2 separate regions of the Homo sapiens genome follow, and region 1 is linked to region 2. Evidence: chromatin contacts called from ENCODE Hi-C or POLR2A ChIA-PET data. All regions are on one chromosome and are shown on one strand. The core of a region is the stretch at or near the end of the contact, and the rest is flanking DNA. Distances in the headings are between cores, read along the strand shown.

Region 1 (6,099 bases), core at 2,219-4,718, 920 kb before region 2:
AAAAAAAAAAAAAGTTAGCCGGGTACAGTGGCCCATGCTTATGGTTCCAGCTACTCAGGAGGATGAGGTGGAACGCTTGGGCCTAGGAGGTCGAGGATGCAGTGAGCCACCACTGCACTCCAGCTTGGAGGACAGACTAAGTCTCTTTTTCTTTTTTTTTTGGAGACACAGTCTGGCTCTGTTGCCCAGGCTGGAGTACTCATTGCAACCTCTGCCTCCCAGGTTCAAGGGATTCTCATTCTCCATTTGGTTCTCATTTTTGATTCTTGTGTCTTGTGCCTCAGCCTCCTGAGAAGCTGGGATTACAAGCATGTGCCACCACCATACCTGGCTAATTGTTTTGTATTTTTAGGAGAGACAGGGTTTCACCATGTTGGCCAGGCTGGTCTCGAACTCTTGGCCTCAAGTGATCCGCCCACCTCGGCCTCCAAAAGTGCTGGAGTGCTGGGATTACAAGTGTGAGCCACCATGCCTGGCCCAAAGTATCTTCTTTGAAGCAGAAATAAAATAATATTTTACACTAAGTCAAAAAATAATCCTTCTTCTGTACACTCACAGCTTTTTGTTTTTGTTTTTGTTTTTTTTTGAGACTAAGTCTCGCTCTCGTTGCCTAGGCTGGAATGCAATGGCACGATCTCAGCTCACTGCAACTTCCGCCTCCCGGGTTCAAGCGAGTCTCCTGCCTCAGCCTCCCAATTAGCTGGGATTACAGGCGCGGGCCACCAGGCCTGGCTAATTTTTGTATTTTTAGTAGAGACGGGGTTTCACCATGTTGGCCAGGCTGGTCTCGAACTCCTGACCTCAGGCGATCTGCCCACCTCAGCCTCCCCAAGTGCTGGGATTACAGGCATGAGCCACCGCACCCGGCCCACTCACAGCTTTTTATCTGGCATTTTTCACATTCTACTTTGTGAGTATTACTTCTGAATGTCTATTTTCCCCCACTTCTAAATTAAGTGAAAGCAGGCTGGGTGTGGTAGCTCATGTCTGTAACTCCAGCACTTTGGGAGACTGAGGCAGATGAATCTCCAGAGGTCAGGAGTTTCAGACCAGCCTGGGCAACATAGTGAGAACCCCGTCTCTACCAAAAATACAAAAAAATTTGCTTGGCGTGGTGGCGGGCGCCTATAATCCCAGCTACTCGGGAGGCTGAGGCATGAGAGTTGCTTGAACCAGGCAGGTGGAGGTTGCAGTGAGCCGAGATTGTGCCACTGCACTCCAGCCTGGGCGACAGTGCAAGATCCTGTCTCAAAAATAAATAATAAATAAGTGAAAGCAGAGACTATATCGGATACCTATCTGTATGCTTTTAAAATGCCAAGCATACAGGAGGAATACAATAAACACATAGTAGTGGACTAATAAATGTTAATTCTACAAAAGGTTAATTTATCTTTAGCTTTTCTGAAGTGATTTTTTTCACCCTGGTAATTTTTAGCTTGGAGAATAATTCATCACTAAGTGTGGGCAACATTTCTGCTAACGCTGCCATCAAAGAACTTTCCCTTTTTGGGGTGGGGTAGGTCTCCCTTTGCTGTCCTCTCAGGAAAAGTTGAGCTCTGAAGAAAAATGAGTCTAGCAAGGGTGTATTACGAACGCAGCAATCAAATAACTGCCAAATTTACTGAACTTTTTCAATTTGCTAGGTACCCGTGGGTACCAAGGTGTGGGGATTCTTTGAATCCTCACTCCCACACTTTTGGGGCAAGCTGCTTTTTCAAAAGCAAGCAAGCTCTGAAAGAGTATGTTACTTGCGCAGTGTCTTACAAGGGATAGCTGTGTCATTTCAAATACAGATGTCAAGGCTGGACGCAGTGGCTCACGCCTGTAATCCCAGCACTTTAGCAGGCCGAGGCAGGCAGATCACCTGAAGTCGGCAGTTCGAGATCAGCCTGACCAACATGTAGAAACCCTGTCTCTACTAAAAATACAAAATTAGCTGGGCGTGGTGGCGTATGCCTGTAATCCAGCTACTTGGGAGGCTGAGGCAAGAGAACTGCTTGAACCCGGGAGGTGGAGGTTGCGGTGGGCTGAGAACGCGCTGTTGCACTCTGGCCTGAGCAACAAGTGTGAAACTCCCTCTCAAAAAACAAAAACAAAAACAGACGTCCAGTAAAGGATGCACAGTCAATAGGGACTGATCAACACTCGAAAAAGCACAGTAGGAGGCCGGGTGCGGTGGCTCACGCCTGTAATCTCAGCACTTTGGGAGTCCCAGGTGGGCAGATAACCTGAGGTCAGGAGTTCGAGATCAACCTGGCCAACACAGCGAAACCCCATCTCTACTAAAAATACAAAAAATAGCCAGGTGTGGTGGCGGGCGCCTGTAATCCCAGGTACTCGGGAGGCTGAGGCAGGAGAATCGCTTGAACCTGGGAGGCAGAAGTTGCAGTGTGTTGAGATGGCGCCATTGCACTCCAGCCTGGGCGAAAGAAACGCCATCTCAAAAAATAAAAAAATAGTAGGGCCGGGCGTGGTGGCTCACGCCTGTAATCCCAGCACTTTGGGAGGCCGAGGCGGAAGGATCACTTGAGGTCAGGAGTTCGAGACCAGCCTGGCCAACATGGTGAAACCCCACCTCTGCTGAAAATACAAATATTAGCTGGGCGTGGTGGCCCACGCCTCAGGCACGAGAATCGCTTGAGCCTGGGAGGCGGAGATTGCAGTGAGCCGCGATCGTGCCACTGCACTGCAGTACAGCCTAGGAGAAAAAAAAAAAAAGGCAAAAAAGCACAATATTGCAGTCTGCAGAATCTTCTTTCTCCCCCTTTCACAAGAGACCACATTCTGACACCAACTTCCGTGGAAACACTGGCGCTAGCTCCAAACTAACAATCGCCAAATTCGAATCAGTTACCGGGAGAAGGAAGTGAGGCACTTCGCCGGGCAGGAGTCCACGTTGGGAGGAGGAAAGGCGCAGGCTCCCGAGTTGTGGAGCCAACGTTCAAATCCTTACGGGGTGGGACCGGCCTGGGCCAGTCATTTTACCTGCGCCTCAGCTCTAACAGGGTACTGAAATACCTACTTTGGGGGGCCTGCTAGGAAATTCAAATGGGCAACGCTGGTCAGGGGCATCTGGCACAGTGGCCATTCTTGGTAGAGCTACGCGCTCCAGGGCTGAGCGGGAAATGGCGAGGCCGGGGCACTGGGGCACCGCCCAGACGCGGGGCGGGCCCCCGGGGTCAGGCCCGGCCCCACACCGCCCTCCCCCACAGAGCGGCGAGGCCCGCCGCTGCCCGCCCGCCGGCCCGCCAGCCTGCCGCGTCAAGCCCGCCGCCGGGGCCCGCAGCCCGCGACTCCTCCCCCGCCGCACCTCGTGGCCCCCGCTTCTCCCTAGTCCCGCTAGAGGGGCTCGCGCTCCGCCACCCGCCCGCCCGCCCGCCCAGCGCTGCCTGGCGCCTCACCTCGCCGAGACCCCCTAATCCGCGCCAAAGAGCCGCCGGTCGCGCGCGCCTCCGGGCTTTGCGTGCGCGCCCCCGGGCGGCGCAGTGGCGAGCGCGCCGCGTGCCGCGCGCCCGCCGCCTCCGCCCCTCGGCCGTGGAGGCCCCCGCCGGGTGCTGAGCGCCCGCCACCGCCCTCTTGGCCTTTTCCCGGTCCCCGCCGCGCGCCTGCTGCTGTCCCCGTGCCCGAGGACTGGGAGGATGGGGCTGAGCCGCTTGCCTGACTTTTGATCCGACCAGTAATCACTTTGCCCGTGTGGCGCGTGGCCCGTTGCCTGAGGCTTCCTGGCGCGTGGGGCTGTTTGGTCCCCTCCGGAGTGCGGTGAGGCGGGCCGAGCCGGGACTGCCTGGGTTTGGGGATAACGTTCCCATCTCCACCCCTGTTGCAGCAAGGGAAATTGAGGCTGAGGGAACTGGGCCCAGGGACGGCGAGCCGTGGCGCCTCTCCAGTCCGGGCCCCGAAGGGCTGCTCGTGGATGAACCAGACTGATTTTAAGGGGTGAAGAGGGTGCGTTTCAATCAGATGCTCCTGGAACGTCGAAATTGTCTTCTTTGGAAAGAACCATCCCCTCTTTGGGCTTCAGAGGCCCAAATTGAGGCGCAATGATGAGAGGATGTGGTGGTCTACTCTGATGTCAATCTTGAGGGCTAGGTATGTCCCAAGATCTCTTATTACTGCTGTTAATGATGATTCTAATAGCTACCATTTGTCGAGTACTTATTGCATGCCAGACATTGCACAAAGCAGGTTACACATACGGTCTCATTTAAAACTTGTGAGGTAGGCACCTGTTGTTATCCCTATTTTCCAGGTGAAGAAATCTAGGCACTGACATAAATAACTTGGGATCACACTGCTAGGAAGTACTGGGGAAGGGAATTCAAACCATGGTTTATCTGAACTATATAACTGTTACATCTATTTAGAAGTCTGCCTTTGATAAATTTGCCCAACCTTTTTTTAGAATTCACTTACACTTTATGCCTGTGTGAACCCTTTCATTCTTTTTTGGTATATGCATAATACAAGTTCATTCCAAAAAAAAAAAAAAAAAAAAGCCCTGCCGGGCGCGGTGGCTCACGCCTGTAATTCCAGCACTTTGGCAGGCCGAGGCGGGCGGATCACAGGGTCTGGAGTTCTAGACCAGCCTGACCAACATGGTGAAATCCCGTCTCTACTAAAAATACAAAAAATTACGCGGGTGTGGTGGCAGGCACCTGTAATCCCAGCTACTCCGGAGGCTGAGGCAGTAGAATCGCTTGAACCCTGGGGGCAGAGGTTACAATGAGCCAAGATCTTGCCATTCCACTCCAGCCTGGGCAACGAGAGCGAAACTCTGTCTCAAAAAGAAAAGAAAAGGAAAGAAAAACCACCTCCCACCAGGTTAAATAAATAATTAACATTTTGGTATGTACCCTTCCAGACATTTTCCTATGCATCACATCAATAAATATATGATAGGATATTTTACATTTGATGTATCCTGAAGATTAATTCAACAAATGTTTAGTGAGTAGGCTTGTTGTAGGTGCTGGGAATTCAGCAGTGAACAAAACAAAGTCTCTGCCTCATGGAGCTCATATTATAGTAGGGAAGACTGTCAATAAGCAATATACACATTACTAAATGATAGATAATGCCCAGTAATGTGGCAAGTTTTATGGAAAAATAAATCAGGATAAAAGGATAAGAGTGATATGGGGATTCTCTTAGTTAGGGTAGATAAGGAAGGCCTCTTAGCTAAGGAGGCACATAAATATCTGATCATTTAATGAGAGAAGGAGCAACATGGATTTCTAGAGGGAAACTATCCTAGAAGAGAAGCAGCAAGTGCAGTGACCCTGAAATGGGGATTTGTTTGGCATGGAGAAAGGGCAAGACCAGTGTGGCTGGAGCACAGCAAATGAGAGAAATTAGATGGAAATCAAGGCAGATCATGTATCATCTGGTAAGGTTTGGATTTTATTGGGAAGTGACAGAATATGACGAAGGGTTGAGAGCAAAGGAGTAGCTTTGCTGTAAAAGGATCACTGTGGGCTGGGAGCGGTGGCTCACACCTGTAATCCCATCACTTTGGGAGGCCGAGGCAGGCGGATCACTTGAGGTTAGAAGTTCGAGACCAGCCTGGTCAACATGGTGAAACCTCATCTCTACTAAAAATACAAAAAAAATTAGCTGGGCATTGTGACGGGCGCCTGTAATCCCAGCTACTCGGGAGGCTGAGGTAGGAGAATCACTTGAACCTGGGAGGTGGAGGTTGCAGTGAGCCAAGATTGTGCCACTACACTCAAGCCTGGGCAACAGAGTGAAACTGCATCTCAAAAAAAAAAAAAAAAAAAAAATCACTGTGGCAGCTGTGTGGAGAATGGATGGTAGAAATATTAAAATTGCCCTTTGCCTGGTGAAGTGGTGTGTACCTGTAATCCCAGCTACTCGAGAGACTGAGGCAGGAGGATGGATTGAGCCCAAGTTTGAGACCAGTCTAGGCAACGTATCGAGACCCCCATCTCTAAAAAAATTTTAAATTGCTCTCTAAGGCATAAATTGTCCTTTTACATGGTAGTTGTTCAACAGATAGTTGATTAACATTAGTGTTTCACCTATAGCTGTACAGCTTTACAACCACTCTCAACTTCACATAGTGGAAGTGGGGTCAGT
Region 2 (5,687 bases), core at 1,972-4,471:
ACCCCTGTAATCCCAGCCCTTTGGGAGGCCGAGGCAGGTGGATCACCTGAGGTCAAGAGCTCAAGACCAGCCTGGCCAACATGGTGAAACCTTGTCTCTACTAAAAATACAAAAATCAGCCAGCAGGCACCTGTAATCCCAGCTACTTTGGAGGCTGAGGCAGGAGAATCACCTGAACCCTGGAAGCGGAGGTTGCAGTAAGCAGAGACTGCGCCACTGTACTCCAGCCCGGGCGACAAGAGCAAGACTCTGTCTCAAAAAGAAAAAAAAAAAAAATGGGCAAATGAGCCAAACAGACACTTCTCAAAAGAAGACATATAAATGGCCAACAAGTACATGAAAAAATGTTCAACATCACTAATTATTAGGGACATGCAAGTCAAGACCACAATGAGGTATCATCTCACCACAGTAAGAATGGCTATTATCAAAAAGAAAAAAACATGTTGGCAAGGATGTGGAGAAAAGGGAACTCTTATACACTGCACTGTTATTGGGAATGTAAATTAGTATAGTCATTATGGAAAACAGCATAGAGGTTCCTAAAAAAAAACTACGAATAGAACTACCATATGATCCAGCAATCCCACTACTGTATATATATCCAAAGGAAATGAAATCAGTCTGCCGAAGAGATACCTGCACTCCTGCGTTTACTGCTAGTCACAACAGCCAAGATAAGGAATGAACCTAAGGATCCACCAACAGATGGATAAAGAAATGCGGTACATATATACACTGGATATTAGCCATAAAAAACCATGAAATCCTGTCACTTGCAGGAACATGGATGAGCCCAAAGAACATAATGTTAAGTGAAACAAGCCAGGCACCATAAGATGTTCTTGTTAACATGTGGATGCTAAGCAAGTTGATTTCACAGAAGTAGAGAGCAGAATAGTGGTAACTGGAGGCTAGGAAGAGTAGAGTGTAGGGGGCTAGGGAGAAGTTGCTTAATGGATACAAAATTACAGCTAGATGGGAGGAATAAGTTCTAGTGTTACACAGTACCTTAGTGTGACCATGTTGGCAGCAATTTATACTTTCAAATAGCTACAAGAGAGGATTGCGAGTGTTCCCAACATGAAGAAATGATTATTTGGGGCGAATATGCTAATTACCCTAATTTGATCCTTAAACATTGTATACAGGTATCGAAGTATCACACTGTAACTCAAATTGTATGCAATTATGTGTCAATTAAAAACAAATATTAAAAAGAAAAATCAACCAATAGGAGGCTTTATATAAATAATGGTCGTACCAACTATATAATGAAATAACATACAGTCCTTTAAGTCAGTGAGCTAGAACTTGTATGCACTAGTCTTTATTTTTAATTTTTTTAATTTTTTTTTAGATGGAGTCTCACTCTGTTGCCCAGGCTGGAGTGCAGTGGTGCAGTCTTGGCTCACTGCAACCTGCGTCTCCATGGTTCAAGCAATTATCCTGCCTCAGCCTCCTAAGTAGCTGGGATTACAGGCGCGCACCTCCACACCCAGCTTATTTTTGTATTTTTAGTAGAGATGTGGTTTCATAATGTTGGCCAGGCTGGTCTCGAACTCCTGACCTCAGGTGATCCACCCACCTTGGCATCCCAAAGTGCTGGGATTACAGGCATGAGCCACTGCGCCCAGCCTGTATGCACTAGGTTTTAAAAAGTGCCCAATATATAAACTCAAATGAGGATGTTGGGTACAGTCTCATTGCTGAGATTCTAAAAGCTAAAAAAAAAAGTTCTATATATTGGTACAAGAGTGGAAATAAGCTGAAAGAATCTACATCAAGCTTTTTTTTTTTTTTTTTTTGAGACAGTCTTGCTGTCTCCCAGGCTGGAGTGCAGTGGTACGATCCTGGCTCACTGCAACCTCCTCCTCCCAGGCTCAAGCGATCTTCCCACCTCTGCTTCCTGAGTAGCTGGGACCACTGGCACAGGCCACCACGCCTGGCTTTGTTTGTTTATAGAGACGGGGTTTCGCTATGTTGCCCAGGCTGGTCTCAAACTCCTGAGCTCAAATGATCCGCCCGCCTCGGCCTCCCAAAGTGCTGGGATTACAGGCGTGACCCACCGCGCCCCACCTACATCAAACTTTTTTTTTTCTTTTTTTTTCCAGACTGAGTCTGGCTCTGTAGCCCAGGCTGGAGTGCAGTGGTGCGATTTCGGCTCACTACAACCTCCGCCTCCCGGGTTCAAGCGATTCTCCTGCCTCAGCCTCCTGAGTAGCTGGGATTACAGGCGCGCACCTCGCCCGCCTAATTTTTGTATTTTTAGTAGAGACGGAGTTTCACCATGTTGGCCAGGCTGGTCTCGAACTCCTGGGCTCAGGTGATCCACCCGCCTTGGCCTCTCAAAGTGCCGGGACCACAGGCGTGAGCCACCGCGCCCGGCCAGGTCACTTCTTTTTAACTGTACAAAAGTGTGTTCACATCATACACAGAACTTACTTGGTTCTTTTTTTCTCTTAACAAATCAAGGACGTCTCCTTGTATTGTACATGGACTTACCTCTTTGTTTCTAACAAGACATTATTTACACGAGTGAAAATACTGTTAAAGTTAGCGCAGTTTCAGCCAAATGGTGAGGGGCTACATCAGAATACTGAGGAAGAAACTGCTAGGGTAGACCTCGGTGGGAAAAGCAATCGGAAACTATTTCTAAGCAAAAAAGAGTAACACGCAGAAGGAGAAGCGGGGTAGAAGAAAGGCTACTGACCAAAACCCTGAGAGCGATTACAGGCAGGGACAACAGAGGGAACTGTCCGACACACAGAGACACCAGGGACCAAGTCAGAGGAAGCAAGGTTCCTGCAGAACCCGCGGAGACCCGAGGCGGGAAAGGAAGCGCAGCCCAAGGGTCCACGCCCCCAAGACGGAGGCTGGACGTGGGGGCTGCCCCGTGCGCAGTGGTACGAGGGCTGGCGGGGACGGGGCTCACCTTTGTGCTTCCGGAAGCAGACTACCGAGCAGCTGTAACAACAGAGGCCACAGGCCGCGTCAGCCCCGAGGGTCCCCGGCCCCTCCAGCAGCCCGCCCGCTCCCGCCCGGCCTCCCGGCCTCCCGCCCTCCCGCCATGGCCGGACACCCGCGCCCCTGGACCCCGCGACCTCCCCGCTCACTAGGGCACGCGGCAGGCTGGACAGCGGTATTTGGGCTTCTCCAAGCAGATCACGCAGACGACGGTGCTACATTTGAGCGACGCCATGGTTTTGTGGAAGGAGACTGTTCACTGCGCCGCCGCGCGCCTCTCACGCAGCCGCGCCCGCGTGCACGCCCCTTTTTCCGTTTCCTAAACGGGGACCAATCAGCGCTCAGCAGGTAGGCAAAAGCAATGGACTGATCCTGCTCACTGTTCCAGCCCTCGTACTTAGAGCGTCGATACACTCGATGCGCATCTATTAGCTGCGTCCCAGGTTTTCCTTGATTAGATCACAGCGTCGAAGAACTTGTTATGTAGCCCAGTCCCTGTCCCTATGCGGCCGTGTGGCTTGGAGCAAGCCATCGACACTGTCCAGGTGTGTTGCCCCGCATGTAAAAAAGAAAACAATACATGGAACTAAACGTCCTTTACTTTCTGGCTGGGACTTCCTGAATCTTGCAGGGACATTGGGGTTCATCCGCCCATCTCATCTGCTTATTCTTGGCAAAGGACAAGTCCAGACATTGGGCGAACCAGAATCGGTTGGATCACGCAGTAGACAGGAACCTGCCCTTCCCAACCTAGACCATTTTTCACTGGGGAAAGAAAGATGAGCCTGAACAGTGGCAAATGTTTGAGCTCCAACTGTGAGCCCTTCCGGGCTGGGGACCCCCCGGGGTCTTCTAATGAAGAAGTCGTCTCTGTCCCCTGGGAACTAAATGCTTAGAGTGAAAGTAGGACGGGGAAACGGGGAGGAAAGAGACTCACTCTTAGAGTCCTGCCGTCGCTACCCTGCACCTGCACGCCCCTGAGACTGAGTGCTTCTTAAATTTTGCACTCTAGGCTCCTCACACCTCCCCCTAGTCCCGGAAGCTAATTGACCAGGAAGCAGGCCAGTGACCACTAGTCCCAAGACGGGGATCCCAGGCAGATGAGTCTGGATAGATGGGCTATGATGGGACTTGAATGCCACCACAAACTTTAGGTTTAGAAAAAGTAATGTTTTTTGTTGTTTGTTTTTTAAGGAAATTTGCTTGCAGCTAGGCATGGCCCAGCCTTACCTTAGCTCCCATCCTACCTGCACTGGGCCCTCCCAGGGCCATAAATCACCCTTACTCCCAAGTGCCTCCTCTTCTGTGTTGGCCGTTCAGCCTTCAGGGTCCCTCTTCAATAAAGGTGTCTGCAGGGATGTATCTGCAACAACCGAGGCAGTGGTTTGAACCTTGGCTCAACCCCCTCCCTGGCTGTGTGACCTGGAGGGGTTGGTTACCCCCTCTGAGCTCCCTCATCTATTAAAGTGGATGTTTGGGCCTACTTTCCTGAGCTGTTGTAAAGCAGAGAGGAGACCATGTGCAAAAGTTTTGTAATCAGAAGTGCTACCTGATATCTAGAAAGAGTCTTAACTCTCATGGATCTCCGTCTGGACCGCATGAACATAGGTCCCAGGCCCCAAGCCATGCTCTCCAAAACAGTTCTGCCGCCTGCTTCTTGAGTGGGAGGTGAGTAATTATCCTTCCTTTGGGCGTGGCGACCCAGTCCAGTCCTCAGTGCTGAAGCTGCTGGGCCCTCTGGCCACCTGCCTGTCCTGCTTGCAGCTGCCCCAGCCTCCAACTTCTGCCCAGGACCCAGCTTAGAATCCAAAACGGGTCCACACAGGCCCAGTAACCCGCAGCGTTCCTCATATTGTTCAACAGTTGTACCACTGATGATTTGAACTTGAAGCATCCCAGAAAGTCCAAGCTTACCTGGGAAGGCCAGAGAAGGCCAGTGACTTGTCCAGGGCCATATTTAAATCCTGTGCCAAGTCGGGCATGGTCGCATCAGCCTGTAGTCCCAGCTACTTAGAAAGTTGAGGCTGGAGGCTCACTTGAGCCCAGGAGTTCAAGGCTGCAGTGAGCTATGATTGTGCCACTGCATTCCAGCCTGGATGACAGAGAGAGAGAGACCCCGTCTTAAAGACGAAAAATTTAGGCCAGGCGCAGTGGCTCACGCCTGTGATCCCAGCACTTTGGGAGGCCAAAGCAGGCAGATCACTTGAGGCCAGGAGTTCAAGACCAGCCTGGCTAACATAGCAAAACCCTGTCTGTACTAAAAATAGAAAAAATTAACTGGGTGTGGTGGTGCACGCCTGTAATCCCAACTACTAGAGAGGCTGAGGCACAAGAATCGCCGGAACTCTAGAGGCAGAGATTGTAGTGAGCCAAGATCATGCCACTGCACTCCAGCCTGGGCGACAGAGCAAGACTCTGTCTCTAAAAATTAAAAAAAAAAAAATTTAATTTAAAATCCTGTGCCCCACCAGGTAAGGTGGCTCACGCCAGTAATCCTAGCACTTTGGGAGGCCAAGGCGGGCACATGGCTTGAGCCCAGGAGTTCAAGACCAGCCTGGGCAACATGGCAAAAACCCATCTCTACCCAAAAAGATACAAAAATTAGCGGGGGGCAGTGGCTTGAGCCTGTAATCCCAGCTACTGGGGAGGCTGAGGTGGGAAAATCGCTTGAGCCCAGGAGGTGGAGGTTGCAGTGAGTGGAGATCACGCCACTGCACTCC

Evidence for each region. A loop is a pair of places that touch in the nucleus more often than their neighbours do. ChIA-PET counts read pairs that join two places held with the same protein, here RNA polymerase II (POLR2A). Pooled maps may share reads with other maps.
Region 1: a loop to region 2 is called in a map with no recorded cell type, with 7 times the contacts of the local background. The contact joins the promoter of TADA2A here to the promoter of ZNHIT3 in region 2. A Hi-C loop is called at or near these places in 1 of 37 single-sample maps with no recorded cell type and 6 of 50 pooled maps. POLR2A ChIA-PET finds 5 or more read pairs at or near these places in 1 of 52 experiments (A673).

What each region holds. Positions count from the first base shown.
Region 1 is chr17:37,404,255-37,410,353 of GRCh38, reverse strand. It overlaps TADA2A (transcriptional adaptor 2A), which reads right to left and starts at 3,468. Exons shown (of 16, transcript NM_001166105.3): 1 at 3,405-3,468. It overlaps ACACA (acetyl-CoA carboxylase alpha), which reads left to right and starts at 3,518. Exons shown (of 56, transcript NM_198834.3): 1 at 3,518-4,092. The coding sequence starts at 4,055. RefSeq lists an enhancer at 1,652-2,336.
Region 2 is chr17:36,484,215-36,489,901 of GRCh38, reverse strand. It overlaps ZNHIT3 (zinc finger HIT-type containing 3), which reads right to left and starts at 3,221. Exons shown (of 5, transcript NM_004773.4): 1 at 3,117-3,221; 2 at 2,936-2,967. The coding sequence starts at 3,202. LOC105371749 (a long non-coding RNA gene) reads left to right here and starts at 3,223. Exons shown (of 3, transcript XR_934710.4): 1 at 3,223-3,315. RefSeq lists an enhancer at 2,567-3,500.